2 separate regions of the Homo sapiens genome follow, and region 2 is linked to region 1. The links are chromatin loops, found by intact Hi-C in ENCODE. Cell type or tissue: PC-3. All regions are shown on one strand. Links, peaks and the distances in the headings refer to the core of each region. The heading gives the core; the rest is flanking DNA.

The links. A loop is a pair of places that touch in the nucleus more often than their neighbours do. Peaks named below come from ENCODE experiments on the same cell type or tissue, not always from the same donor. Only the 100,000 strongest peaks of a DNase experiment are listed, where the experiment ranks them.
Region 2: a loop joins it to region 1, with 11 times the contacts of the local background. A loop is called at or near these places in 1 of 110 quality-filtered maps.

Annotation. Positions count from the first base shown.
Region 1 is chr3:124,109,891-124,125,763 of GRCh38, reverse strand. All of the region lies in intron 1 of KALRN (kalirin RhoGEF kinase), which reads right to left. Among named protein-coding and RNA genes, the nearest start is that of MIR5002, 15 kb to the left of the region's middle. In PC-3, for the core only: no CTCF peak of the experiment used is centred there; DNase peaks (open chromatin) are centred at 6,203, 6,593, 7,153 and 8,053; H3K4me3 peaks cover 1,143 bases; H3K27ac peaks cover 2,618 bases.
Region 2 is chr3:124,159,511-124,175,383 of GRCh38, reverse strand. All of the region lies in intron 1 of KALRN (kalirin RhoGEF kinase), which reads right to left. LOC105374077 (a long non-coding RNA gene) reads right to left here and starts at 8,376. Exons shown (of 2, transcript XR_924424.4): 1 at 6,870-8,376; 2 at 3,672-3,951. In PC-3, for the core only: no CTCF peak of the experiment used is centred there; no DNase peak of the experiment used is centred there.

The DNA.
Region 1 (15,873 bases), core at 3,979-8,978:
GAATCAAAGGCAAGGAGTAGAAGAAATTGACTCCAAGTCATTTTACTTTTTGTGGGCCACTGTGTTGAAAGCATTTCTAGGAAGGGGGATTATACTGTAAGTTAAAATGAGGTGTTTGTGTTTCCTCTGGACCTCCCTTAGACTCCCTCAAATGTCCAGGAATAAGGAAGAGTGGGCCTGGAAGACAGTGACTGCCTGCACTGCCAGGCACGGCACCAGAGCCCTCCACCCACCACATCACAGCTTCCTCTCATCTGTGTGACAGCTCAAGGTCACCAGCTCATGGAGGCTTGCTCATTCACTACACCATCTCTGACCTTGGGCTTCCTCCTTCCCTTCAAACTCTCCTGTCATCATGATAATCAGTATCTTTGAGTCATTTCATGTGTAGTTGTCTGTTCTCATGATTAGAAACTAACATGAAAGAACAGAGCAGGAAACTTGTAATCCAAGGTCCTAGATTCAAGGCTTGTTGCTAGGAAGCCATGGGCAAATCTCTTCACCTTTTTGAGATTCAGTTTCCTCATCTGTAAAAGGGCAATGATAATCCTTGCTTTACTGATTCAGAAGGCTATTGTGGATTCCAAATGAGATAACCCATGTGAAACCCTTTTGTAAATTGTAAATCATCCTATTTCTGTTGCTGGTACAGAGGCCATGTCTCTTCCTTATACTCCAGGTTCTGAACTAGGGTTGTACCCCACTCTGTAGGCTCAGCAAGATTTGGTTTAAATGCACTGAATGCCTTGTCCCTACAACGTTAAACGCAAACCCTCTCCCACGCATTACCATATACAGGTATACCTCAGAGGTATTGAGGGTTTGGTTCCAGACCACCACAATAAAGTGAGTCACATGAATTTTTTGTTTTCCGAGTACATATAAAGTTATGTTCACACTATGTTGTAGTCTATTAAGTGTGCAATAGCATGTCTAAAAAACAATGTACATATTTTAATTAAAAATATTTCACTGCTAAAAAATGCTAACAGTCATCTGAATCTTCAGCAATTCATTATCTTTTTACCGGTGGAGGGTCTTGCCTCAATGTGGATGGCTGCCAGAAATCAGGATAGTGGTTGCTGAAGGTGGGAGTGCCTGTGGCAATTTATTAAAATAAGACAACAATGATATTTGCCACATTGATTGACTCTTCCTTTCATTAAAGATTTCTCTACAGCATGTGATGCAGTGTGATAGCATTTTTCCCACAGTAGAAATTCTTTCAAAACTGGAGTGAATCCTCTCAAAACCAGCTGCTGCTTTATCAACTAAGTTTACAGAAATCTTTTGTCATTTCAACAATGTTCACAGCATCTTCACCAGAAGTCAATTCTATCTCAAGAAACCACTTTCTTTGCTCATCATAGGAAGCAGCTCCTCATCCATTCAATTTTCATCATGAGATTGCAATAATTCAGTCACATCTTCAAGCTCTACTTCTAATTCTAGTTTTCTTGCTATGTCTTCCACATCTGTGGTTACTTCTGCCACTGAAGCCTTGAACCCTTTAAAGTCATCCATGAGGGCTGGAATCAACTTCTTCCAAACTCCCATTAATGTTGATATTTTGACCTCCTCCCACGAACCACAAATGTTCTTAAGGCATCTACAATGATGAATCCTTCTCAGGTTTTCAATTTACTTTACCTAGATGTATCAGAGGAATCACTATCTATGGCAGCAATAGTCTTATGAAATGTACTTCTTAAATAATAAGACTTGAAAGTCAAAATCAGTCCTTGATCCATAAACTACAGAAAGGATGTTGTGTTAGCAGGCATGAAAGCAACATTTATCTCCTTGTACATCTCCATCAGAGCTCTGGGGTGACCAGGTGTATTGTCAATGAGCAAGTAATATTTTGAAAGGGATCTCTTTTTCTGAGCAGTGGGTCTCATCAGTGGGCTTAAAATATTCAGTAAGCCATGCTGTAAACAGATGTACTGTCATCCAGGCTTTCTTGGATTCGGGATTTGGGGGAATGGTAAATGAGCATTGGGTTCAACTTAAAGTCACCAGCTACATTAGCTCCTAACAAGGGAGTCAAGCTGTCCTTTCAAGCCAGACAGTGACTTCTCTTCTCTAGCTTCTTCCAATAGAAGGCTATTTCATCTACATTGAAAATCTGTTGTTTGGTGTAGACTTCTACATCAATTATCCTCTAGATAACTTGCTTCAGTTTTTACATCAGCACTTGCTGCTTCATCTTGCATTTTTATGTTGTAAAGACTGCTTCTTTCCCTCAGTCTCATGAACCAACCTCTGCTAGCTTCAAACTTTTCTTCTGCAGCTTCCTCCCCTCTCTCACCTTTCATAGAATTGAAGAGAATTAGTGCTTTGCTGTGGATTAGGCTTTGGTTTAAAGGAATGTTGTTGCTGACTTGATCTTCTATCCAGATCGCTAGAACTTTATATCAGCAATAAAGTTGTTTCCCCTTCTTATCATGTGTGTGTTCACTGAAATAGCACCTTTAATTTCCGTCAAGAATTTTTCCTTTGCATTCACAACTTGGCTAACAGTCTAACACAAGGCTTTCTGCCTATCTTGCCTTTTTTTTTTTGAGATGGAGTCTTGCTTTGTTGTCCAGGCTGGAGTGCAGTGGCGCAATCTCGGCTCACTGCAACCTCCGCCTCCCATGTTCAAGCGATTCTCCTGCCTCAGCCCTTGAGTACCTGGGATTACAGGCACGTGCCACCACGCCTGGCTAATTTTTGTGCTTTTTGTAGAGACTGGGTTTCATCATGTTGGTCAGGCTGGTCTCAAACTCCTGATCTTGTGATCCACTCACCTCGGCCTCCCAAAGTGCTGGGATTACAGGCATGAGCCACTGTGCCCGGCTGCTATCTTAGCCTTTAACATGCCTTCCTCACTAAGCTTCATCATTTCTAGCTTTTGATTTACCATGAGGGATGTATGACTCTTCCTTTCACTTGAACACTTAGAGGCCACTGTAGGATTATCAATTGGCCTAATTTCAATATTATTGCGTCTCAGGGAATAAAGAGGCCTGAGAAGAGAGGGAGAGATGAGAAAACAGCTGGTAGGTGGAGCAGTTAGAACACACACAATTATTAAGTTTGCAGTTTTATATGGGCATGGTTTGTGGTGCCCCCAATCATAATAGTAACATCAAAGATCCCTGATCACAGATAACCATAATAGATATAATAATAATGAAACAGTTTGAAATATTGTGAAAATTACCAAAATGTGACATAGAGACACGAAGTGAGCACATGCTATTGGATAAACAGTGTTGATAGACTTGCTCAATGCAGGGTTGCTACAAAACTTCAATTTGCAAAACATGCAATATCTGTGAAGTGCAATAAAGTAAAGTGCAATAAAGTGAGGAATGCCTATACACTCAGAAGTCAAGCTTTCATGCATATCATTATAAAAATGCCCACCAAGAAGGCTCCTGCAGTCTGGCTTTGTGCACCCCTACATATAAGACAGGAGAGCAGATCAGGACCTCAGAGTGTGCTGAAGGACACAATCACAGCAGCAGAGTGGAATTGAGCCTCCACCAGCACTGCAGACTGCACTGGTATATCCAGCTCCACTGCCCAGAAAGCAACTATCTTCCATGACAGCCAGGAATTTTTTCTCTTTCTCTTTAGCACCACCACCTGCAGAATTTCCATCACAACCACCGCAGCCAAACTCTCTGGCACCACTCATCTCACCATTTGGCAAGTGCAAAGCCCAAAATTCTCTCACTGGGACTTGTTTCTAGAGTCATAACTAAAATCTCTGATTGCCCAACAGAGAGCACCTGGGAGACCAAAAGGAGAAGAATGCTATGTGACATCTGAAGCCACTAATTGCCCATCTTCCCTGAAGCAATGTGCTGACAGTATCCTGTCCTTTTTTCTGAGTGTCTGCTAACAGGTCTGCCTGTGATTAGGAGGAGCACTTATACTGCTACTAAGTCACTCTGCACCTTCAACAGCTGACACCTATAAGCAGCTCCTTTGTTTTACAGTAAAGCAAATTCAATAATTAATGGCCTTATGGAGAATTCCAATCCACAGCCTCTTTGAACAGGGCTGCAAAAGCATCCCCAAACTGTAAAATTGTTTCTTCAAGTAGAAATAAATCACCACTTCTTGCATTTTATCATACAACCAGGTGCCATGGGCCCCAGAGTCAACCCTTCCCTAATGGTCTGATAAAGGAGATAAGAAATAGCTGAGTGCTCATGGGTGACTTGTGCAATATTTTACAAATATGAGAGAGAAATAAATAACACAGTACTGTAGACATGGCAATGATATCCTCTGAAAAACTTAAAATGCCCTCTCCACTGCCACCCAATTTCTGTCATGTTTTAAATATCTAACTCAAGCTTGACTTCTTCCATGAGGTAGCTTTTCTCTGATTACTCCAGCCTAGAAAAATTTATTCATTCAATATTTCTTTATTGAGCACCTACTGTATACCAGACATTGTGCTAGATTCTGGAGATAGAAAATATAAACAATCAAAACCTCTATCTGGTGGCTACATTCTCTAGTCTACTAATAGAAGTACTGTTTATACTCCTGCATCTTTCACAGATAGCATCTCCTGGAACTCACATTACTCTTCATTTTACAAAATAATTATTAACATGTCTTTTTAAGTAGCCATTTCTGATTTCTTTTTTTTTTTTTTTTTTTTTGAGATGGAGTCTCACTCTGTTGCCCAGGCTGGACTGCAGTGGCATGATCTTGGCTCACTGCAACATCTGCCTCTCGGGTTCAAGCAATTCTCATGCCTCAGCTTCCCAAGCAGCTGGGATTACAGGGTGCACCACCACGCCCAGCTAATTTTTGTATTTTTTTTAGTACAGATGGGGTTTCACCATGTTGGCCAGGCTGGTCTCAAACTCCTGACCTCAAGTGATCCACCTGCCTTGGCCTCCCAAAGTGCTGGGATTACAGGAGCATTTCTGAATTCTTTTATATTCTGCTAAGAGAAGGTGCTGCATAAATACACATTGAATGAATAGTTAGCTAATTATGTGAAAATATATATATATATATATATATATATATATATATTTTTAGTATTCCTATCTGGATTGTAAGTTTCTTGAAAAGTAGGGATTCTTCTGTTCACATTTCTGTATCTTCTAGACCATCAGCACAGTTCTAGGCACATGGCTCATTCTCAGTACATACTTAGTTAAATTCAGTAATTCTGCTAGAAATGGGAGTTCCTATTCTACATTTATACCATTAATCGCACTCTAGATTTAGAAAATGGGAAGTCTAAGGCAAAGGAAAACAAGATGGTCAGTTCTAAGTGACAGTCCCCTCAACATGCTCGCTAAGCTTTCTCTCTGACCAAAGCACTGTGTTTTTGAGAGAGGAATAAAGTCATATTTCATCTGTGGGGATTTACCTAAACCACCTGTGGATTGCAAGAAGAAAACCAGAATGGAATTAGAGCAGCAAGGCTGACTTTGGACAGCAAGACCACCCATAGAAACATCCATCATGTGACCCACACTGGATCTGCCTGCCAAAGGACCATGAACTCAGGAGTCAGAGCCACCTGCCCTGTCGGGGGAACGGCTACAGCCCAAACCAGTCCAGGAAGGCCTGGGTATCCTCATCACCCCATGTACCCACACTGCTGTCTTTTGTTTCAGCCTCTTGAAATCCATCTCCTAGAATAGCCAGTTTTGCTCTGATAAGCCACAACTAAGAAAGTCAGTGAACTGGGGCTGACCTCTGTGGGGAGATGGGTCAATATCCTCTACTACCTTAGGTGAGATTAGATGGATTGATGTTGTTCTCCCAATCCCCAAGGTGTGAGCACACCATTAGCATTGGTAAAGCATACCCAAGCAGCAGCCCAGGAATGGCATCAGGACATCCGTGTATCACCCCCAAAGGCATTAACCTGAATCAGAGCATTCTAAGTTCTAGACACACTTGAAAGCTGTCTCAGGGTTTGCCATCTGAAAATTCAGAGAACTTACCCTGAAGCCATCCTCCCTACTCCTCAAATTAGAAAGTGCCCCAGGACCTTCAAAATCAACCTTAAATAACAAAAAATTAGACAACATTTTCTATTCCAGACACAATGCTAGACCATGCTTCAGTCCTACCCGATCTGAATGATCTGATCCCTGCTCATGTTGGGACAGCCTGGAAGTAGTCCTGCCTCCTCCCCCATCCTTGCGATCTGAGACAGATCCTGAGGAAGCTGCTCTTGGAAGCCAGCAATGGCATTTAGTCATGCAAAGCAATGAGCTGACTTCATTTTCCTCAATAAATATTTCATTGAGATTCAGAGAAATAACAGAAATCTTACTCATGAGATTTATGTTTGTCTTAATGATTCACAGCATAATTTGTTGCAAATTAAATATTTATTTTAATATCTTCTTGGGTCTGAAAACTTCTGTCCATTTATCAGTGAGTCTTTGTACCATCAGTCCCCTCACAGATGTGAAGACATTGGGAACAGTCTAATTCTTCTCTGAAGTGGGAGTTTTTCCTTTCCAGCTCCCTCTTAATGAGGAGCCTGCACCACATCTGTGCAACAGTTGCACTGTCTCTGACACATCCCCCAGGGCCCTGTCAGTCAGCTTCCACTCCCTGTTGCCTCTCGCCTTGCAGGTCTCAAATCTACACACATTCGTAAAAGGCTTACCTGCTCAGCTACCTCTCCCACCTCTCCCAGCCACAGAATCCCAGAGACACTCTCTGTAAAACAAGGTGGGGGTTGAGAGAAGGAAGAAAGCTGGGCTCTCATTACAGTATGATGAAAAGGAGACCGGAATTGGAACAAAGAGCTCTGAGTTCAATGTCACTACTCCATGGACATACAGTCTTATGACAGTCACTTATCTGGCCACGTCCTACTTGTAAAATGGGGATACATATACTGCTGAAAGACTCAAGTGAGATAGATGGTGGACATGCTTTATAAACTGTAAAGAATGACAACTACCTGCCAGAGTTGTGACAATTAAATGAGAAGACGGATTTCCAGTGTTTGGAACAAATCTGGTATATAATAAATGTTCAAGTAAGACATCGTTATAAAAATATGAGAAATTAAATATGTTTACTTTTTTTAGAGTGCAATGACTATTTAGGCCTCACTGCCTGGCATTTACATGTGGCCTAAGGGAACATGTCCCATGACTCACATAGAGAGATGCACAGAAGTCTTAGGAATCTCCAGAGCCCACGTGAGGGACAGAGGGCTTCTGTGGATGCATGGAAGTGTCTCCTGCAACTCCACGGAATGCTTCTGGGGGCTGGAAAGTTGTACTTTTTAAATGTTCACATGTATATCTTTGCAGTCTCCTGCAGAAACCCTCTCTCCCACAGAGATGGCATAATCCTAACTAAGTTGCTAAAACTTCCCTAGATCCTAAGAAAAGCATTCCCTGTTTACTTCACAGGGAGTATAGTCTAAGCCACACACCCCCATCGGCCCCAAGAACAGCCCCCTCCAAGTGGCAGCCAGAGCCATCTGCCATCTGTAGTCCCTCTGTCCTGTCCCCCAGCTGCGAGTCCCACCACGTAGTCTCCCTGAAATATGGCCCAGGCACAGATGGAAGTGTCTCCTTCATCTCCACGGAATGTTTCTGGGGGCTGGAAAGTCTGACAGTCACCCTGAGGGAAGGCACTCTCCTCTGCCTACCTCCATGCCAGCCCTCAGGGAGGTTTCCTGGATGATCCCTAAGAGGAGGCAAGATGGATCTGGGAGGAGGGAATGAGTAGATTCCCAAGACAGCTTAAAACCCAAAGAGATTTTACGTTCAACATTAATTAAATGTCATTTCTAAAATTTTTAAATCCCTGGCACTGTGAGAAAGATTTACAATGCTAAAGCAAAAAGGGCTTCTGAAAAGTAATTATAAAGGCTTATAAGTTAATAATGGCTTTGTACCTTGTACTACTACAGCTAATTCCATTATCTTAGAAACTAAAAACTAATGTTCAGTAACTTGGTGAATGCCTCAATCTGAAGCTTCTGAAAGAACGGTGCCAACAGCCTTCTTGGCCACCACATCATGTTAAGTAATTCTCTCCTCCAGGAAGCCATCCCAGAATATCTCTCACCAAGTCTGAGTCATCCATTCACTCTAAACACCACCCACCCCACTCCCCCGACACACACACTGCCTTAATGTTCCTCTACTTCTTCCGGAAGAATCTTAAATTAACACAAGAGTGCATTATTTTAGCACCTATAAAAGGATCAGCTGAGTGATATTAGCCAAAAGGAATGAATGAACTGTTTAAGGTGTCAAAGCACTACAAGGGTCAGAGAGGTTCTGAGCAGGAGGCACTTTTGTAGCATCCTTCAAATCACACCAATTCTGTCTTCTCCAGAGATGACCCTTAATAAATGTTTAGTTATTTAAATATAAAATAATTTGCTGATTCTCCCCACCCCCAGAATGTTCAAGGGAAAAAAAAAAAACACTGTTTTTCTTTTCCATAAAAGAAATTCCTAGTATAGACCCCTAGCTCAGGGCAGCAGGTCAACAAAATACACTTGACCACACACCAGCCAGTCCCCCCTTCTCTCCCTCTGAGCTGATGCAGATCAGAAGGAAGCCTGCAAGGTCTGAAATCTGACCTTCCATCTGCCACTTGATCTTCCATCTGCCACTTCCCCAATTCAAAAGGGGCTAGGGGCTGGAGGATACAGCAAGAAAGATCTCCAGGGATCCACTTGGTGGTGAGCAGATGTTAATTTGGACTCCAAATAGGATAGAGTAACTCTGCTTCAAAGCAAGAGGCCTAAGGTCACAGTCAAAGACACTTTGGTGGACAAAGGAGATTCCAAGATGTTACTGAACAGTCCAACATCTGACTCTGCCTCCAGGAATCTACAGTATAGGTACAGTAGTCTCTCCTTATGCGTGGTTTTATTTTCCACAGTTTCAGTTACCTGTGATGCAATATAATAAGATATTTTGAGAAAGAGTGATACCACAGTCACATAACTTCCATTATATTGTTATAATTGTCCTATTTATTATTAGTTATTGCTGTTAATCTCTTACTGTTCCTAATTTATAAATTACAGTTTATTGTAGGTATGAACATACAGGGAAAAAACATAGTATATTTAGGATTCAGTACTATCTGTGGTTTCAGGCATCCACTGGGGATCTTGGAACGTATCCCCCTCAGATAAGGGGGAACTACTATATTCTCATCATCATTTCTGGACAGAAGAGAGGAAAGGATACAAGACTTAAGATAAGAAAAGCTAGATTAGAACCTAATTATGCATACCATTATCCAGGCTGAATGACTTTGTCAAGTCACTTAACTTATTTCAGCCTCAGTTTCCTGATCTGTAAGATAGGATCTATACTATTTTGAAGGTTGAGATAAGCACTTAGGACAGTTCCTGGCACATAGGAAGTACTTAATCAATATAAAAAAAATTACTTAGTGATAATACAACCATTATCAACAGGCCACATTCTCCAAGTTCTTTTTCCAGTACAAGGACTAGATTTTTACTATCTGTCTATGCTATTTTTGCTGGCCCTTGCATGACTAATAAAATGCTACTAAAAGACTACCAGCTGGAACAGAAGATGTAGTCTCTAGCCATGACCAAAGAGAAGATATCTGGCCACCAGAGGGAAGAGAGCTGGGCTGCAGCCTTGGCCTCATGAATATAACATCCAGGCCAACTAAGCCAGCAGTACCATACGGATATTCTAAAACATCACTGTCACTGTAAGATAAATATGCACCATACCCTTCATTTGAGTACAGAAGTTTTAAGTCACCAAATTTGATTCTTTGTGGACCATACACTGATAAATAGATCTTATCTTTAAAAATGCATCCCCATTTTTGTTGACAATCCTGTCTCCCACAGTGAGAAATGTTCCTGGAACCAGGGTCTGTTTCAGGAAACCAATTTAAATTCATGAAGCTTCTGGTATTTATGATAAAATGAAAGTAAATCTAGTTGAAGCAAAGACCTACATTCCCAAGACAACTGACCATTCATTTATTAGTTGCTGCCCCTAGCTAACACCCAAACCACAAGCTGCCGTTGCTCGACCTCCCTGCAGGAACCCTGGTCATTCAGAAGTACCAGGGTGAAGCTGAAAAAGAAGGGGGAACAAATAGCTTTAAATCAAGGGACACACCCTCTACAGCCAAGGTCAACACCCAGGAAGGGCAGCAGGGCTCGGACAGTGGCAGAAAGACTCCACCCATACAGCACTTTGAACAGAAGCTCTCTTCCAACTGGAGGCATAGAGCTAGCTGCTAATCTGACGGACGCCCAAAACAGAGAAGTGGGTAAAAATAAAATTACGACTGCTCCCGTGAGAAGGCCAGGAAGAGAACATATCGAAACAATCATGGCCTGCAGCCCTGCCTAACACCAGTGCTGCTAAGTGACCTCAGCCAAAGGCAGGAAATGATTGATCAAGTTACTTTTCTTGCTCAAAATATCCCAATGGCTGCCCATAGACTACTGAATAAAATCCTAGCATGGGACCGAAAGCCCACCCAACCAACCTTTCCAGCTTTCTCTCTCAATATTCCTAATCTCCTTCATACACATTCACAATGTGTATAAACACACATCCACCACATAAAGACTATTTCCCAAATTCTCCCTTCTTCTCTAGGCCTCCTCTATCTCCACAAGCCCAACTTTTACCCATCCTTTAAGGCCCTTTCAAGATCAAATCCACAGCTGAAATTCTCCTCCTCATTTTCTCTGCTCCCATGGCACTTTCTAACTGGGTAATGTCTTCCCTTCACTGTCATTCTCATGAAGACAAAGATTCTGCCTCTCTTGTTCACACTCATAATAGTGCCTGCACAGGGTAGGCATTCAATACATATTTGTTAAATTGGGGAATACTACCTCACTGACGGGAAGTTTCTTCTGTGACTTGAGTTTCCTAGCCTTCACCAGACAAGACATCCCATTAACAGAGGCAATCCAAATTCCACTGGCTTTGGCCTGATCTTCTTCCTCATGTTGCACCTCAGCCCCTGAAAAGTTTCATCTCACTATGTCCAGGAGCCCCACTCATATCTCCCCATGCTCATTCCTGCTCACAAAGCATTGTCAGCCGTACCTGCCATGTCCTTCCTCTGCTGCTCTGGCTGCCCGCTGTTGCTGGAGGATGCCTGGGGTGCCCTCTGTGAGGACACCAGTGTCGGATCCAGAGTGCTTGCTCCAGGGTTCTCAAATCCCCAATATTCCAAGTGCCAAGTAGCCTGAGTTCCCGAAGTCTTCACTATGCCAGGATCAAGCCTTGATGGAAGCTAAGTCCATCTTCCCCACTGTGTTCACAAGATCAGCATCATCTGTCCCCATATGTCACACAGAGCCCTCATGAAAACAGCAGACAGCTCCTTCAACTTTTGCACAGGGTTCCTCTCCTCAGGGCTCAGATGTGAGCCCACGGCATTGGCTAAAGAAGAACCCCTGGGAAAAAGAGCTCATGGTATCCCCAAATCCCATTTCTCTCTTCCTCCCATCCAAATCCATCATACAAACAGGTACCAAGGGGTGCTTGCCTCTCTGATGAAATGGCCAGAACATATCCAAATGCCGATAATGGCCACTTTGAAGACTGAAGTTACACTTCTACCTCTACATAACTGTTCTTCCAACCTGCTCCCTCAAGCCTGGTCCCTCATCCAGCTGCCTGAGGTGGTGACAAAAGGCTGCCTTTTAACCCTTTCTCTTACCTTTCTCCTTTTAAAAATATTTCCACCCAGGGCCTACTCTCTACCCTTCCAGCACTACCAAAGACCCTGTTGCCTCAGCTCCTTCCTTTCTGGGTTGAGACAGATATTCACCATGGCCCTTGGATCCTTCTCTCCTTAAGTGGTTGATAAGAACGGGTTTCTGAAGATACTGCCCAGAATATGATGATTTATCGATGCTGACGCCTTCTAATGCCTGCCAGTTCATGTATTTATTATTCTGGGCTGGGCCACTCAAGCTCTTAATCTTAGGAGAAGGAACTCCAGTGAGGCAGGATGTACCTTGAGCCTCGCAGGCTGAGCCAGCAGGAGATAGCAGGGCACCTGCCCCCTCTGAGGCAGCCCAGCTCAGCCACCTGGCCAGTAGTCTCCAGGTGAGGAGGCGGGGCCTTAAAAGAAACTACCAATGGCTTCACTCCTGCAGGAAACATATCCCAGTCACAAGCAGGTACACAGGTACAGCCTGAAGCTGAAGTTTCCCCCAGGGCCTTGGGCCACACTTCAAGAGAAATGGAAGTTAGTCATCGACTCTCTTCCAATTCAACTTTTGATTATCCTCTTTCAAAGCCCAGATCCTCACATGCATATTCTATCTCCGTACCCTTTCAAAACCTGCCTTCCTAAGCCTTCAGTCCCCAGAGCACCTTATAACCACTCCACCATCCCCTTCTCATCCAAAAGTTAGATTTTAGGCAATACAGGTTAAGAATTAATAACTAACACTTATTGAGCCTTTAACATGCGTAACATCACCTAATCCTTACAATAACACTATAAGGTAAACATAGGATATTATTGGCATCTTACAGATGAGGAAACCAAGGCCTAGAGAGGCTGTGACATGCCCAGTGTCACACAATAGTAAGTGGTAGAGCTATGAGCTAAACCAGGCTGTTTTTATTTCAAAGCCTCCTCCCACTTAACTACTCAGCATACTGCCTGAAAAGCAAGCCAATCAGCTAAACAAACCTCGTCACTGGGCTTGACACATCCGAATTTATTAACTATTTTTCCTTTGGTTTTTTTAAAGGAGTCTGGTACATAAATCAACAGCTTTAACTGGTGGGATTGAAGAATGAAACGGCATGGAGGTAATCAAAGGAGACATGCAGTTATGTAGTACATGAAAGTATATCTACAAGTACATGTAGATACACTTTCAATTCACTTTTACCCTACTTGTCCCCACCCTCCCCCAAAACCCAGCTGTACTCAGCTGCTCGTGACCAAAAATATCACCCCATGCCTACTTTCAACCTGCTTGGCACACTTCCTTTGGGTATCTTCTTTGAGGGACTTTCAAGAGCTAGCAACCTGTGGCAAATGACAAACTAGGAAGGGGGACTTCTAAGATGAGATCAAGCCATAGATATAGGATATGGAAAACAGAAGGTGGAAAGATGGACCCCAAACCTGTGGAAGGCTAGTGTTCAGGAATTGGACCTCTGCTCATTAGATACTCCAGTGGTGCAGTTGGGGACAGGCAGGATAAATTCCTATCTCTCTCTGGGGCCTCTTGTCCAAACAGGAGGATCTGGTTTCTGAACTTCTGGGAGCAAGCCAGAACTTGGAAAAGATCATCTTTGTACCTTCATACCTCGCCTTCTGTGGTCTCCTGCTCCCAGGTAACAAAGGCAGGTATATTAGATCAAGAAAAACCTTCTGCCCTGCTAGGGAAGGGATGCTCATGTTTCCAAGTTTTTGGAGGATTCTTTTTTTTTTTTTTTTTGTGAGATGGAGTCTCACTCTGTAGCCCAGGCTAGAGTGCAGTGGCATGATCTAGGCTCACTGCAGTCTCTGCCTCCCGGGTTCAAGCGATTCTCATACCTCAGCCTCTCAAGTAGCTGGGACTACAGGTGTGCACCACTGCACCTGACTAATTTTTGTGTTTTTGGTAGAGGCAAGGTTTCACCATGTTGGCCAGTCTGGTCTCGAAATCCTGACCTCAAATGATCTGCCCGCCTCAGCCTCCCAAATGCTGAGATTACAGGCATGTGCCACCGTGCCCGGCCAGGATTCTTAAGCCTTAATATTTTCTTTCTTCTGCAAACTGCAGCCCACCTCTACCAGGAGCACTTGGAAGGACCCAGCTCATTCAGTGGAATCATGACTGCATCAGATCTATTCCTATTTTGTACAATATGCATTTATAGAAGTAATTTGTAATATGATTAAGTTTGGGGAGTGAATTTCCAATAAAGCCATTCTTCCTGCTATATATCTTTTTAATATTTTTGATTAAATAAATTTATTATATTTTGAACACAGAGTATCCCAAATTTTTCCAGTTTTTAAGTTACAAAGTGTGTTTTCAATGAACATGCCCCCTATATTTATGAATCCTTTCTGTATTACGTTTGGCTCTATATTTTCTTGCACCATTCAGAGCACGTAGGTCTCAAAGTAGAACAAGAACCATGACTATGCTTCTTAATCTTTAATCCTGAGCACAGACTGTGATAGACACAGTTGGTTGCCTACCCAGTGGCCATTAACCCCCTTCTTCCTTGCTTACAGACCCACATTTTGTTAAGAAATCAAGCATCCATGTGCTTCAGGGGACGCAAAGACAACTTCAGTCCCACAGGGTAAATGCTGACTACATTACACCAATCACGGAAATTGCATCCCCTTCCAGTGACTTGTTTTGGAATTGGTGGCAAAATAATGGCCTTTGAGACATGAGGAAACATCTCCTGGAGGACATCTGGGAAAGGTTTTCTTGCTTTAAAATATATGCATGAAGAAACAGGCTCTTTCAGTTGTTATCGGTTCTGCATGTAACATATGGAGTTACGGCAGCCATCTTGGGACTATCAGGATGGTAGAATGGAAAGATGTAAGGTATTGGGGTTCTAAGATGGTCTTTTCTTGTAGTGGCAGGCTGGGTGATTAGGACCAACCTTCCCACTGAGGACAATCATTTATATTTGTTTTTATTTTCTCAAAAGCATTAAAGAGCTAACAAGATAAAGAATTTCTAGGTCAAAACCTAGGAGAAGTTTAAAATCCAAAGAGGAAGGCCCAAAACACACAAAAAAAGCTTTTGCCTTGAGAGCATTTGCCAATCTGCAAGAAACAATAGTATTTAGTTTAGTAGCAAAACTAAGCTGTGCTTTTGGCAACCAGGAGGAGTAGGAAAGCAGAAAGCAACATCCAGGGCCTCTGCCCCAGAAGACTTTGATAAACAACATTCACTCTAAGCTAGGCTTCCTCTCAGAGGGGAAGCTTCACCCTCAAGATAAAGGTAGCCTAGAATAAACTAGCTGTTAATGCAAACCTGAAACCCAGTTGACTGCAACCTAGGTCGAAGGAATCTTAAGCATTTTGTTAAGGTAGAACTGGACTGGTGGTATCCCAGGGGCTGTCAAAAGAAAATAAAAATCATTGCAGAAGAATGTTATCATTCTTGGCTTCAAGGCCAGTGATCAAGATACAAAGATAAAAAACACAAGGAAAAAGTATACCATGAAGAAGGATCATCAGGAATAGCAGAATACAGAAAGAGACCCACATTTGTGGTAATCATTTCACAATGTGTGTGTGTGTGTGTGTGTGTGTGTGCGCGCGTGTGTATATATGAAATATATACATATATACATACATAAAAATGGAATATATTTACCATGTACCACATGGTATATATATCAAAGTATGATATATATGTCATATATATATCAAAGTATGATATATATGTCATATATATATCAAAGTATGACATATATGTCATATATATATCAAAGTATGACATATATGTCATATATATATCAAAGTATGACATATATGTCATATATATATCAAAGTATGACATATATGTCATATATATATCAAAGTATGACATATATGTCATATATATATCAAAGTATGACATATATGTCATATATATATCAAAGTATGACATATATGTCATATATATATCAAAGTATGACATATATGTCATATATATATCAAAGTATGACATATATGTCATATATATATCAAAGTATGACATATATGTCATATATATCAAAGTATGACATATATGTCATATATATCAAAGTATGACATATATGTCATATATATCAAAGTATGACATATATGTCATATATATCAAAGTATGACATATATGTCATATATATATCAAAGTATGATATATATGTCATA
Region 2 (15,873 bases), core at 4,622-9,621, 49 kb before region 1:
GCAGCGCACATCTCCGCATCCTGGAGAGCAGGCCTGGACCCTCGGCAGCGCGCATCTCCGCATCCTGGAGAGCAGGCCTGGGCCCTAGGCAGTGCACACAGCGCTAGGTGCCTGGTACCTCCAGGCATGCGTCTCCCATTCCTAATATTCCTTCCGCATCTTGAGTGCAGAGAACTTGGTCTGTTGATATTCCATGTGCCTCACCATACATAACACAGGGCACGTGGCAAGTACAGAACCAAAGCCTCTCCTGGATGCACACGTGGGCTGGGCTGTGCCTGCCAGCTGCAGGGCCCTACAAATCACCTCATCCTCCACATTAATTTTTTATGACAATAGAAGTCAAGCTGGCCCAGGGATATGGGACACTGGTCCTGCCAGCTGCCCCTTTGGAAGGACAACACAAAGTCCTCACATGGACTGACCAGGCATTAAAGAAAGCCCCACTAGGACTTAAATTCTGCTACTGTTTTCTCAATTCTGAAGATGGTGACTAGCTTACGGAAACCGAGCTATCCTCAAACATCTTCTCCTGCCAAGGATTATAAGAGCTGAAATCAAGAGAGAAAGAGCTCTGACAGACACAGCTTTCCTTCCTCTGGGAAAGCTCTCCTTCTCTGGATATGCTCCATTGACAAGGGGCCTGGACAGTCCTGCTCTGTAGGGGGAGAGGAGTTGGCAGAGGCTCAGCTCCAGGCCACATGCATGGGGGCCTGAGGGGAATCCTGCACTTATGCCCTCCTCCTGGGAGACAGATGCGATTAAGGACTTCTGGGCACCTTGCCAAATGGCCTAACATCCTGGGGATGGAGGAGTGGCCCAGGTGCTCGAAGAAGGGAGCTTGGCTTGGGAGTTTCTAGTAGAAAGGCCCAAACCTGAGGGCAGATTGGCAGCAACTGACAAGCTAGTGAGCCTTGTGTATAAAATGCTATACTTTTTTTCCTTTTTTTAAGACAGAGTCTTGCTCTGTCGCCCAGGCTGGAGTGCAGTGACATGATCTTGGCTCACTGCAACCTCTGCCTCCCGGGTTCAAGAGATTCTCCTGCCTCAGCCTCCCAAGTAGCTTGGACTACAGGCACACACCACCAGGGCCAGGCATTTTTTGTATTTTTAATAGAGATGGGATTTTGCCATGTTGACCAGGCTGGTCTTAAACTCCCAACCTCAAGTGATCCATCCACCTCAGCCTCCCAAAGTGCTGGGATTACAGGCATGAGCTACCATGCCTGGCCCAAATGCTATACTTTTAAAAGTACCCACCTCTCTGCTGCAGAAAGCCCATGGAAGTACCAGGAATTTTTTGATAATGATAAATAGTGGGGCATTTTGTATGTCATGGTAACAATAACAAGTTTTATATATTTTCTTCCAAAGCTCCTGGAGTGAATCTCATCCCAGTCTATCCTGATGGGGATTTCTGAGGCCTTGCCCTGATCTTTCTAGGTAGCCCTGACACATGGCCATTCAAAAGCACAGGGACGGTGGCTCATGCCTGTAATCCCAGCAGTTAGGGAGGCCGAGGTGGGCGGATCACGAGGTCAGGAGCTCGAGACCATCCCGGCCAACATGGTGAAACCCCATCTCTACTAAAAATACAAAAATTAACCAGGCGTGGTGGCACATGCCTGTAATCCCAGCTACTCGGGAGGCTGAGGCAGAAGAATCGCTTGAACCAGGGAGTCAGAGGTTGCAGTGAGCCAAGATCACGCCATTGCACCCCAGCCTGGTGACAGAGCGAGACTCTGTCTCAAAAATAATAATTAAAAAAAGCACAGGAAACCTTGGTCCCTTTCCTCTCACTCCCCCTTCTCCCAATTATCACTAGGCCAGCAGGCCAAGGCAAAAGACAAACAAAGTAGAGGAAACTTCAATACAATGATTTGTTGACTCTCTACATTCCCCTCTCCTCTATCTCCCAAGTAACTTCAGATTAACCTCAGCATCACTTCTGCAAGGCCTAAGAAAGAGTTAGTGTTTATTCCCAATTCTGTCTGTCCTTTGTTCACTACATCCAGTCTGGAACACCCAGGTCCATAATCTAGCCATAGGCCACTACATAGGCTCTGTTCTCCCAAGCTTTCTCTTTTTATTTTTTCTTTATCAAACTTATTTTAACCATTATAAAAGCAATACATGTTCATCAAATTTTGAAAAATCAGCATAGAAAAGAAAATGACCTAATGTCTCAATTCCACCCCATTCTCCATATATTAACCATATTTTTAATTTACTTCCTTCTAGTCTACTTGCTGTGAATTTTTCTTCCCACCATCCCCACCCCCCAATCACCAATCTGAACCAGACATTCTGGTTCCTTGGCTCTTTCACTAACTAGTTGTGTGACCTTAGGCCAGTTATTATTTAATCTCCTGAAGCCTAATTTCCTGGCTAGAATGATGATGCAGGCTGATTGCAGCAGCTCTGTTCATTCCTATTATATCTGTTTTCCAATGAACTCTTTCACTGAGATTAATAGTCAGATTGGTCAATGAGGAAATAGGACCCAATTTATAAAAATCTACATAAAGCACAACTTTTAAAAAATACAGCCATTGAGTCCCAGGAGATGGGTCATTAAAAGCCTGGAATGGTCTTACCCCATTACTTCCTGTGGACAGCAGAGCCACAACACACAGGGAGCACAGCATTGAGAGGGTTGAGAATAATCACAAAGCCACCCTTTACTGTGCACCTACACAGGCCCAGGAACTCTCTATGTTCCAGGGGCGCCCCTGGCAAATTTTCTTCTCCTATTCTCAACGAACTTGCAATACAAAATTCTGATTGCTAGGGTACAGATAAGAAAAGCTAGGCTTAGTAGGTTCAAAGCCTTGCCCAAGACTTCAGAGCTAGAAGGCTCAGGGCCTGGCCTTGTGTATCCAAATCTTACACCCATGTCCTAAACAGTGACTAGATTCTCTGTGCATCATTTCTGGCTATTCCATCCAGTACTTTGGCAGAATTTCTTGTTATCTGGAGCAGACTTTCTGGCTGGTTTTCTTAAACTCTCTCCCTCTTCCTCCTTGTACATTTATCCTACTGGGATAAGCCCTGCTCACAACAATCATGACAGAGTAAGACAGGAAGACCTTAGGAACTCACGGCCTATTTGGCCAGCAAGCCAAGGTAAGGCGAAGGGGAATGGGGTAGGGGTGAGATGGGCTGATTCAGGAGTCTGAATGAGAGGCCTTGAGCTCATGCTACTCTTGGAATTGATTTTAGTTATTATCACCCATTGTTGAATGAATGACTCCTCAACTCAATCATGCAAAATGAATACACTTATTTTATGGATAAGGAAAATAAGATTCAAAGAAGTCAAGTAACCTACCCAAAGCCATGTAGCCAGTCAGAACTAAGACTGAACTGGCTGAATCCAGGTCTGTCCACCTCCCAAACCCCTGCATTTCCATTCCTCCAAGATGCCTTTCTCACCAAATATCCAATAACCTATGGAAGTAGTTCAAGATCTGCGGAGAGAGAGCTTAAGATACCCATCAAAGCCTTTCCCAGGACCCCAGGAGGATGATTTTATTCAGGGACTCTGAAGGCAACTGCTTGCAGTTATTAAACCACCTGCTGAGAATCCAAATTCTAATTTGATCTCCACAGGCAGGAATTCCTCAGGGAACATGTAGTTCAAACTTAAGGGAGGATCAGAAAAACAGAAGTCCTTCTGTGGTAGGTTGTTTATAAGATAGCCAAATCAAGTCCTTCTATCCTTATGTGCCCACTCCTTTACAATGTGACTGCCTTTTTTCCCACCAAGAGGTAGGGTCTATTTTGCTACCCCCTCAGTCTGAACTAGCCCATGACTTGCTTTGACCAATCCAGTAGAGCAGAAGAGATGCTGTGTGACTTCTAGGCCTCAACTTCAAGAGGTGTTGCAGCTTCCGCTCTCGTTCTCTTTCAACACTTCTGCCATCACGTAAAGAAACTCAGTCTGGTCTTCTAGTGGATAAGATATCACAAAAAGATGAACAGAGAGAGTTATTCAGCTGACAACCAGCACCAATTGCCAGACTTGTCAGTAAAGCCATCTTAGACCATCCAGCCCCAGTCAAGCTGCCAAATGACTGCAGCTACATGAGTGACTCCAGGTAAGACCAGCAGAAAAACTGCCCAGCTGATGCCAACCCAAGTAGCTAAGCCAGTAAGCAAATAGTTGTTTCAATCCACTAAACCTTGGAGCCTAATTTCCCAAATCCTTACATAGCATTACTCCATCACTTCTGAGAACAGGGGTAGCATAAAGAATGTAGAAATGGGCCAGGTGAGGTTGCTCATGCCTGTAATCCCAACACTTTGTGAGGTCAAGGCAGGCAGATCACTTGAGGCCAGGAGTTCAAGACCAGCCTGGCTAACATAATGAAACCCTGTCTCTACTAAAAAAATACAAGAAATTAGCTGGGCATGGTGGCACACACTTATAATCCCAGCTACTTGGGAGGCTGAGGCATGAGAATCTTTTGAACGACACTCCAGCCTGGGTGACAAAGCGAGACCATGTCTCAAAAAAAAAAAAAAAAAAAAAAAAAAAAAAAAAAAAAAAGAATGTGGAAGTGGAAGGAGTTTATAAAGTATGTCTTAGGCAAGCAGCTCATGTTGTTTGTGCCCTGAGACTCTGCAGGCTTCAAAAAACCCCAAGTCTGGAGCCAGACAGCACTAAGAAGTCTTGATTGCATAAAGAAGAATCAAGCCCAAGGGCCCATAAATGTGAGAGAGGTTTAGAGCTTGCTTTTATTGATCTACAACTTCTCTGTGTGTACTCAAGAGGAAAACGTCTTCTCTCATATATCAACCTGTTGGTCACAGCCAACAACTCTCTGTTGCCTTTTAAAAGAATTCCAAACTCCTTAACCTGACATTTAGGGGCTCTAAATGATCTAAATTCAGGTCTGGGGTTCTAATCCCAATACTGCCACTTATTCACCAGCCATGTGACGCTGGATAAGACACTTCACATCTCTGAGCCTCAGTTTCTTAATAAGTAAAACTGGGATTTTGCATGCATAGATCATGCAGTTGTTATGAAAACTAAGATGACATAAAGTGACCAGTACTATACCTGGCACACAGTGGATGTTGTAAAGTTCCTTCCCAATGGTTCAACACCCTTCATCACACTCAGAGAAGAGAGATTCCTTCAGAGAAAAGTTTGTGAGATGCCAGGAAGGCGCTAAAGGTTCCTTGGGGTAAAGCCACATCTTGAAGCCTTGATGTGGTTGTAAGGAATCAGAGTGATGGACTGGGTCCCCGTCTTATTTGTTTTTCTTTTTTTACCACACGTCCCAAGTACATCTATAGCTAACTAAAGCTTTACCACGGTATTTTCTGAGGAAAGAACTCTGAAATGCTCTTGGTTGAGTTTCAACCAAGCCAGCCCTCTTCTCCACCTTAGATTCTCATATCCAACAATGGGCATCTGCCTCTTGTATTCAGAACACTGATCCTACACTCGGACTGATCTTACTTCCTTCTCTAGTTTCCTTCGTGGAAAAATACCCTGTTACCCTAATTTCCATAGTTCTACTCCAGCAAGTCACTACTCCCACGTTCAGGACAACTGAGAGTCCCAGAGAGAACTGTCCCCTCTCTCTTCCCCTGACTACTCCCCTATTGCCCACTGTTGATAATAACTCCTTCCCTGTGTCTCTCTCACAAACACATACAGTCACATTCTATAGTGAAACAGGAAATTGAACTAATAGAACTACATCTCCATCAGAGACCAATCAATGCCATTGATTGGCACAACATTTCACTGGACATGAGGCGCCAGGGAGACAGGGGATCCTCCTTCCCTCCCCCTAAACTACACACACTGCCCCTCTGTCAATCCCCGGGATTCCACTGCACCAGTAGTTGCAAATTACCCACAAGTATCAAGCCCTATGCAGCTAGAGCCCACAGCTGAAGAGAAGCCAAAGCTACCAAAACATCAACCACTGGCTCAGGATTAAAGAGAGATAGGCAGTTCCATTCCTGTGAGCCCTTACCCTGTAGGGAGATCCTCCCTGACCCAGTAAGCCAAATCCACCCCATCCCTACCCTATTATCAAACCACAGAGAGCCAACAAGCTTAGTAAAATGCAGTGGTTTCCATTCTTTAAGCATGGACTCTCCATAGTCACTCCACCATTCCCCTCCAAATCACAGCACTGACCCCTCAGAAAGGGAAAGGAAATCATTTATGTGCCTCAATGTGCAAAGCCTTCCACCACTATGTGTTCATCATTCATTCCTAGAACATCCCTGAAGGTAAGGCATTATTATTTCCAGTTTACATGAGTGAACAGAGGCTCACAGAGCCCCAGATAACACAGTCAATAAACAGGATTTAGATCAAGGTCCTGTGACTCAAATCCCATGTCTTTCCACTCAAGAGTCAACACTTAGAGTTGTGCTCTCTTAGTATATACTCTAAATATACTTGCCTGTGTTTGGGTGTTTGTCTAATCATGTGCCTTTGTCACTGGTTCCTATAGCTCCCAGAATAGTGCCATGTGCTTGGAGGTAGTGTTGACAATGAAGACACATGGAGATGCCTTCCAAATCACTCCCAGTGTCCTCTTCCTTGAGAGGCCGATTGAGATCTAATCCAAACCTGAGGCATGTGGCTGTAGTTACCACATTTGGTGCCTTTTCTACAATATTTAACATAATTTAACAGGAGTTAAAACTATGATGCAAAGACATGAGAGGAAGCAGACGGAAAGTTGACCAAGAGATAAGCAGAGAGGGTAGAGTCACCTCTTCTATGAGCTTCATTTGGGAAAGAAAGTGGTATCACTGAGCCTCTCCCCAGGGAGATTCCCCTAGTTTAACTTGGCTGAGCCACTGATCCAGGCCCTCCCAATGACTCTCACCAGCATTCTGGGGACTCCCTTAAAGCCAAGGTAAACATGACTCAAACCAGCAGAAGCCAATATTGCTTGCTCTATGAGAACTTTCTCATAGTTTATCTAACCCAGGTTGCCAGAGCTTGGACAAAGTAGACAATCAGTTGCCAATGGCAACCAAACCCCATCACTTCCAACTTCATTTTGATTGGCTTAGAGGGATGGAAGTCAAGGAGGGTCCAGGAGCAAGTGGCCTTTATATCTAATGCATTCACTTAACAATCATCTTGCTTTATACGCATAACTCTTCAACTTTTTAAACGGCTTTTCAGTATCATTTCATCTTCTCTTATTCTCACTGTAATTCTTGAGGTGAATGATGATCTCCTCAGGCAGACAGGAACTCCCTGCAGTTGTTTTGTACCTCTCCACCAACCTCAGTACTTTTGGAAACCAAAAACCTTTTCAGCAAAGAAAGAGCAGGAATATGATCTTCCCAACACAAAGTCACAGAATCACTCAGCCTTAGAGATGGGTGGGTCCTTAGCAGCTCCCTAACTATACAACTCTCATCTGAGGGCAGGGGTGCACTCCAAACCAGTGCTGTGCAGTAGAACTTCCTGTGATGATGGAAATGCACATATCTGCTCTGTCCAATTGAGAACTGTACTGGAAAGAGAAGATGTGTGCATTTTGATCACTTGAAATGTAGCTAATATGACTGAGAAATTGAATTTTTAATTTTATTTTAACTAATTTTAATGTTAACAGCTACATGTGACTATTGGCTACTCTATGGGAGAACACACTCTATGGCATCCCAACCAGACTTTGCTGCAATGGTAATTTACTACCTCAATTTGATAGTGTCCACAAAGAGAGTCATGCAATTTTATACAGAGAATACCTGTTATCTGTGCTGAAAGAATTACGTGATAAAAACACCTTTTGCCTACAGTTTGAATGTTGATCACTTCAATAACAAAATGCTTACAAACTCTTACAGACTGAGCAGATTAGAAACAGAGAAGCCACTAAAAACCATCTAGCTCAACCCCTTTATTTCACAGATGGGAAAACAGGTTTGCTGTATCTTTCTCCTCGGGTCATACCTTACAGATCCTGTGTTCTCTAGGGAGTCCAGTGCTCTTCCATACAAGTAAACATTGCTCCCAGTGTTTCTGACAACTTTCTGAATTATTCTCTACCTCTAGGTATCCCAGGGTAAGAGCGAAGCTAGGGAGAAGGAATTAGAACTGTCACCACCATGACTAGCAACCAGAGTCTCCTGCTTAACAGGAGCCAATTTCATAGGAGCCACAGGTCAGCAGTAAAGTGCAGGGATCTAAGGGAGCCCTGGGCCCAGTCGCTCAGGCAGAGCCCTGCAAGGACACAGGGTTTACTCTTGGTCCACCCCCACTCCATCTTTACCTGTCCAGTCACCTATTTGGAAAGTCCCCAAATTTATTATTATAATATCATTATTATTATTATTTTGAGATGGAGTCTTGCTCTGTTGCCCAGGCTGGAGTGCAGTGGTGTGATCGTGGCTCACTGCAACCTCTGCCTCCCAGATTCAAATGATTCTCCTGTCTCAGTCTCACAAGTAGCTGGGATTACAGGCACATACCACCAGGACTGGCTAATTTTGTATTTTTTCTTTTAAGTAGAGACGGGGTTTTACCATGTTGGCTAGGCTGGTCTCAAACTCCTGGCCTCCAGTGACCCACCTGCCTCAGCCTCCCAAAGTGCTGGGATTACAGGTATGAGCCACCACGCCGGGCCCTCCAAATTTAGATGTTCAAAAAAACATCTGTTTCCTCTCACATTGGCTCAGAGCAGCGGTGTCAGTTTAAATTTGGGGCTTCTAGGCAAAACTGATTTCCAGAGGAATCCCTTTCCCTTTGTTATATGCTGAACGGACTCCTGGAGAGAGGGAGTCCCCATAGGTGTGGGTCCTGGAAATAAAGATTTTTAAGTTAGGGAGAGACATAATATAATTTTCTTATAAAAAGAAAAAACATATTTACTTTCTCTGCTTTTTAAAGCTGGAAATTAAGAAAATGTGAAAAAAATAATTTTTATGAGTATTATTTGAGCTATCTGGTGGTCCTGCTTCTGAAGGAGAAACATCTATGAAACATCACTCATGAAGCACTTAATGAACACCATCTTTCCAGTCACTACACTAGGCACTGCACTATCTCATAGGGGAGACAACCTTCATCTGTTCAATATTTGTTAAGCCCCCACTAAACAAAGTCGCTATCTTCATAAAACTTACATTCCAGTAATGGGAGGCTTACAAAAATCATGTGTACAAAACAACAATATTACTTGAGATAATACAAGTCCCACAAAGAACATAGAAGTAGTGGGATGGGGTGTGACGCTGGGATGGTAGAGTGGGGGACAGGCTACTCTAGCTAGGGTGGTTAAGAAAGGCCACTTTGAGGAGATGGCATTTGAGGGAGGGCCTGAATGCTGGGGAGCAGGCAGATGGGAGGATGAGCGGGGGAAGAAGACACCCCAGGCAGAGGAGCCACTTGTGCAAAGGCCCTGAGATGAGGACAAGCATGGTATGTTTGAGGGTCAGGAGGCTTGTAAGGCTGAAGTGAAGTGAACAAGCAGGAAGTGGTAGGAAGAGAGGTTTGAGAAAGAGGCCATGGTTCAGGGAGAGCACATGAGAAAGAGATCATGTGAGGCCTTACAGGCCGAGGTAGGTACAGTGCGAAAGCACTTGGAAGGGGTGGGCATTAAGCCCAAGAGACATGATCCAATGTATGAATATAAATATATACAATGGTGGATAAAATATTTACAATACAGGAAGAATGAGTGCAAGGCAGGCCATTACAAAGTACAGGAGCTATGCTAATAAAGAAATCTATACTGTAGGGAGGGGCTCGAGAAAGTCTAAGCCTCTTAGGGCATGGCATTCCAGGCTACAACAGAAGACGCAAAGAAGGAGCAGTGTGAAATGACATGTGTGAAACATGACGACATGTTGGAGGGGACCACATGTGGTTGCTATGGAGGTGGATAGGTACAAGCCATGCATGGGAACCATGCATACATCAGCCTTGGTAATTGAACGTAATTTGTTCTCAATCTTGTCTCTTAAAAATATTGGTACCCAGGCCCCACAACAGACAAATTAGATAAAAACATCTGAGGGTGGGAGGGCAGACACTGGCATATTGAAAAGCTTTCTAAGAGATGCTAATGCACAGCCAGGGCTAATAAGTGGTACTGTAGGCAATAATTTGAAGGGCCCTAAAAAATTTTAGACAAGCAGCAACATTTATTTCTCATAACAAATTTGTTTTTCTAAAGATTATATTTTATAATTCAGTAAAGTATAATATGTTCAAGCAGTGATGACAAATTAATTACTTGTGTTTTCATTTAAAACTCTGAACAATGTTACAAAAGGAATAACAAGTTTCCATTCCTCCTGACCTCTGGCTCCTCAGTTTACGAGAAACCTAGAAACTCTGAACAGAAGAAACCTTCAGCAATGAGAGCTGATAGATTTTATAGCCAGAAGGATACTGCAGAGAGCCCCCCTCATTTTACAAATATAAGGAGAGGCCCAGAGGGGTACTATGATCGGGACAAAGATGCCTGGGGTTAGCACCGAAGGTAGAGCTGGACTCCAAAGGTAGAGCTCTCTCCACAAAACCATGCTGCTTCTTGCATGTGACTTAAATAACAAAAGCCGTCCTAATGTCTAGACTTGGACATTTTCTACAATATTAATTAGATAGTGAAAGATCACTTAATTTTAGAAGAAATAAAATATAAATATAAAACAGGAAAGGGATAGGAAAAAAGAAGTCCAAACTAATCAAATACAGTTTTTAGCAAATATAACTTTATTTTTCAGGTTATCCCCTTAGTTAATAACCTCTATAGTTACTGCTCCTTCTGATGTTTTATTTTGATATTTCCATAGATTTCTGTAAACTGAGAGTTTATTCAATGTATGACAAGTTTTCTATAGGTGCATAATTCTTGTTCAAGGCATATATTTCAAAATGTAGACCCACATCTTTCTCCAGTTTCCAGAAAATAGAGAGTTTGAAGCAACAGACACAGAAGAGTGGGTTTGCTCCCATGCTGCAGAAGGCATTTGCAGGACAGAATTCCCAGCTCTATTCTAGAATCAAACATCTGAGGATTTTTTGAGTCTATATTTGGAAATGCCATTCCAACCCTGAAGGCTTGAAATGTGCTGCTTAAAGGTGTGCCAGGAAAATATGGCAGCAGCACCATCTGCATTTATACTGCCACCTTTTAGCCCTGGATCCAAGATTTATACAGCAACAATGGTCAACTATTCGGCTCTTCTCCATTTCTTCATGAAGTCTTTACTTTCCCCTGGCAGTGCACAGAGATTTTATATGCCGCCTAAATTAATCTGAAACAGAGGTAAAGGATGTCTCAGCCAAGGTCACTGTCCAATCTGGATGCAGTGATAGCTATAAAAACTGACTGTGTACAGTTAAGTGTGTGAGTTCTGCAGTAAATCCAAAACACAATGCTTCTTGCTACTCTGAATGACCACAGAAAAGGTTAGATTCAAGCTGGACTGTGAGCTATGAAAGCTACAACAGCCCTCAGCAGGGGACAGATGTTGCAACTGAGTCAACAGTGACTTGGCCAAGGCTTGGTCATGCAGAGGTGAAAGCAAATATCCAGGCATTAAACATCAGTCAGGTGGCCCAGGAGCAAGATGACATACAGGGAAGTTTGGAAGGAGAAGGAGAGAACTTGGAAGTTGGCTCAGAGCAAGCCTGTAGTGAGAACTATGAGCAAGGTCTATGGTAAAGAGCCACTCAGCTCAGTGTCCTGTTGTAATATTTATACATTTATTCTTCTACCTTTATAGCCTTTCTTCTTTCTTCTTTATGCAGATCCATGTTAGAACCTATTATGTGTTCAACCTATTATGTGTCCAGCAAAACATGTATTTTCATGTCACTGACAGATTTAGGCTAAAGAAATGCATGCCATAATGCAGCATTAGATGGGGACATTTTTTCTTCAAACTGCTTTCACATTACTTGCAACGTGATTTGTCAAAATAAATACCTTAGGACCTCGTCTCTGTAAGACTTCACATACTCTACATGTGGTGGTTCCCTTATATCTTCAAAACTTCTGGAAACACAAAAGCTGGCACAAGTGTCATTATCATGGAATCCATGGCTCCTTCCCTCTGTGCAACTGACCAGCCATCTGTTGGAAAGTCGTGCGCAGTTGCCTGCCTTTCATGGATGCTTCCATTGCCTGTTCAACATACTCACTCTCCAGGCTTGCCAAGAGTGTCTTCTGGACCCTGGGGCTGATGCTCACATGAAACCTTCTAGCCAATGTGCACTTTCAGGCACTCATACTAGGATACCAAGAGAATAGAGTGCTCTTTTAAAAAAAAAATCCTTCTCATATTTCAAACATCATCTTATCTATGAAGTAAGTGTTGTGAATATGGCTAAAGGGATTTCAGGTGTCTTGCCTTTGTTCCCTGTGTGGTCCTGGTGAGGATGCTGCAGTTTCAGAGACAGCAGTAGTAAACATTGGGAATTCAGAGTGCTAGAAGGAGGTACTGGTGTCATCTCCATCATGGGCCTCCTCTCACTCATGAAGAAGTACTTAATGTCAACAGACACTTCACTTCCTACACATGAAGATGCATTCAGTCATCCTTGTCTCCTTTAGATATGCATATATCGTTAGATGGCATTTAGAAGTCATGTTTACTCTTCTCACTTGGAATAACCTACAGTGAGGAAGGGGCTGCACTGTGCAAGGAGGAGCTTCCATTTTGCTAAGGAGGAAAAGGATAAGACTGTAGTTAGTGCTTCTCTAGGTTCTAGACAATCTTCTGCATTGTATATAAATCGGATAATGGCCCCTGTACAGGGCAAAGCACTATTCCAGCTCTGAGGGCCTCACCTCAGGACTAAGACCAGGTGTTTTGACTTTGCCTCAGAGCAGGGATTTGTGATTTAAATACATTATGGAAACATGCCACTGGAGCCAAAACAAACTATAATATTCCGAGTTCAGATAAATTTTAAACTCTTACCTTTCAGCGAGGAGACATTGCTTTTTTTCTTTGTGAATCTCAAGTTGAGGGGCCAAAAGAAGTTGAGTTCCAAGTTCCTTCCAACTCCCACACCTTCACACTGGCTCTCACTCCTGCCTCTCCTGACCACATTAAGGCAGTGAGCTCTTTCTTTTATAATATCCACAGGCTCCAGCAAGCATCTATTCCACCTAGACTTTCAATGCCTCATTAGGAAGACTGGGACCTGTCTTCTAACCTGTGGAGCAAAATTCAACAAGAAGCAGCCCACAATGAAGGCACTGAATTTTTCCTGCCCCCAACCCCCTCTTAGGAAACTGGCTGCCTGTCACACAAGTAGACATAACATTTGAGAGCTGTACCTGGCTCTGTATGTGACTCAAAATCATCTGGCACCATGGGCAGTTCTACATTGAACATTGTTCTCTGCTTCATTTTCTGGGATGATTTAGAGGAGGTACAATACAAGTCCCAGTATTTAAACCCCAAACTGTAAGTACTTTATTTTGTGATGAAGTAAAACAATTTCTCAATCCAAAAGGTATCTATCTTTCAACCCCTTTCTGAGTTACTTTCTGGGCCTTCAGCCTATGGGAGACTCCTCAGAAATGCAGAGACCCTCAAGCAGTAATCATACTTATGGCTCTGATCTTCAAAAACACCTTGGAGCTAGAGGAAGGAGACAATTGGGGGTGATCCTATAAGGCTTTGATGTGGATGCCCACAGGCCTGGAGAATGAATGATCTGGGAGATATGCAAATAGTTCTTGCTTCTTTCTGGGAGCAAAGTCTGGCCCACAGGACAGAGTCCATAATAACACGAGACATTTTTAGTAACATACAGGAGGCCACAGAAGATTCACATGTTTCTGTACTATAGATGCAAATCTGTTTTCACCTTGACCTACTGGGATAAGGAGTAAATTGAGAAACAAAGAAAAAGTAGTGCTAAGGCAGGAGAACAACCTTGAAGGCAGGGGTAGAGGGGGAGAAGCGATCTCAGATCATGTTATTAAGTTCAGCTTATAGTTCACTTCTGTTTCCATTATTGTGACATAATTTACTCCCTCCCAAAAGAATTTCTAGAGCCATCCAAAAGCATTAACAATAATATATTGTGTTGAGTCCTGGTAACCAGTCCTAATTCCTCGCAATGATTGCAAATACAAGCATTCACCACAAAATGTTAATAACTGCTCTGTAAATATCTGGAGTGGCAAATTTACTCACATATCAGCTTTGTCCTGTATGTACATTACTTTTTTGGGGGAGGGATGGAGGTATGACTTTTCTATCATGGTAAAATAGATAGCATATATTATTGACCATTTAATCCATGTTTAAGTGTACAGTTCAGTGGCATTCAGTCCATTCACATTTTCACATTGTTGTGCAACCATCACCACCAGCCATCTCTAGAACTTCATCATCTCAAACTGAAACCTTCATTACTTTTCACACAGTATGTGAGCCTCCCTCAAACCCCAAAGGATTAAGACTCCCCCTATCTTCCTTCTCAGTCCTTGGAGAACTACAGGATACAATATTATACAGCATTTTAAGGTTTACAAAATATTTTTCCTCAATGCTCACATAAACTTTGTAAGCCTTCTGTACATGGGAGAAGACCAAGAATCCAAGAAGGGGACAGACTTGCTCAGACAGGGCACTGACCATGCAGGGATCCAGAGAAGGCTCCCAGTGTGCATCCCATTATCCCTCACCACCTCCGACACCAAGGAGGAGAAAGAAGGTGTTGGAGTGGTACCTAAGGAAATCCTCCAAAGGCCAGGCTGTCTCTTACCCCACCCTCTGCCTGATGTGACTCCATCTGACAGATAGTCAGAGCTGCCTGATGGCCCAGAAAAAAAAAAGACCATTTTCTTACACATCATTCATTGCAAAAAACCAATTGGGTCATTTCACACTTCCTTTCCTTCTCTTCTCTTTTCACTCACATAAAAGCAAACCCACATCCCATCCACTTTTCACAAAAGCACCACAGTACACTCCCCATCACCCTTCTCTCTGCACAGACCTCTTTTATTCCTGATCATTCTAACCAGATTCCTTCTTCATAAAAACGTGAACATTCAAGAGATCCCATCTGATGTGATTTCTCCCTCCTGCACATTGCAGGGATGGCTTGGCCCATGGCTTCCCATCATCCTGAGGCTGCCCTGAGTGCTTGATGGGCCCCTCCATCCAGGCCGGCATGGAAGACATGGTCTGCTTTTCTGTGTATCCTCTGTTCCTCTTACAAGAACACCCGTCATTGGATTTAGGGTCCACCCTAATCTAGTATGACTTCATCTTAACTAATTATATCTGCAAAGACCCTATTTCCAAGTAAGGTCACATTCTAAGATTTCAGATAGATATGAACTTTCAAGGGACATTTATTCAACTCAGTACACCCACCTTCCTTCACCAAGGTATGTCAAATTCAATTTCTTATTTTCTTTGGGTTTCGTTTTCGTTTTTTCATCTAGCACCTGCTCCATCTCAATCCTGCTCATCATCACTGCTATGCTGGAAACCCTTCTGAGAATCCTGCTTCCATCTCCCCCCATACCCATCAGTACCTCTAGTCCTCACTTTACAACGGGTATATGAACACCGGATTAAGAAGGAAATGATGCTAAATTGTCCAGAGAGAGTTCATTATTTCAAGCATTCATCTCTCCCCATTTACCCAAGAAATAGCATGTGTTCATCTCACATTTTGCCCTGGACTGGAGGGTCTAACAGTTCCTACCCTCAGGTATTACGCATCAGAGAAATGGGCTACTGCACAGCTAGAGGAGCAGAGAAGGCAAAATGTAACCAGTTAACTTTAAAAGAGATAGAAAGTTTAAAAAAAAAAAAAAAAAGCCAGCCAGGTGCAGTGGCTCATGCCTGTAATCCCAGCACTTTGGGAGGCCAAGGCTAGTGGAT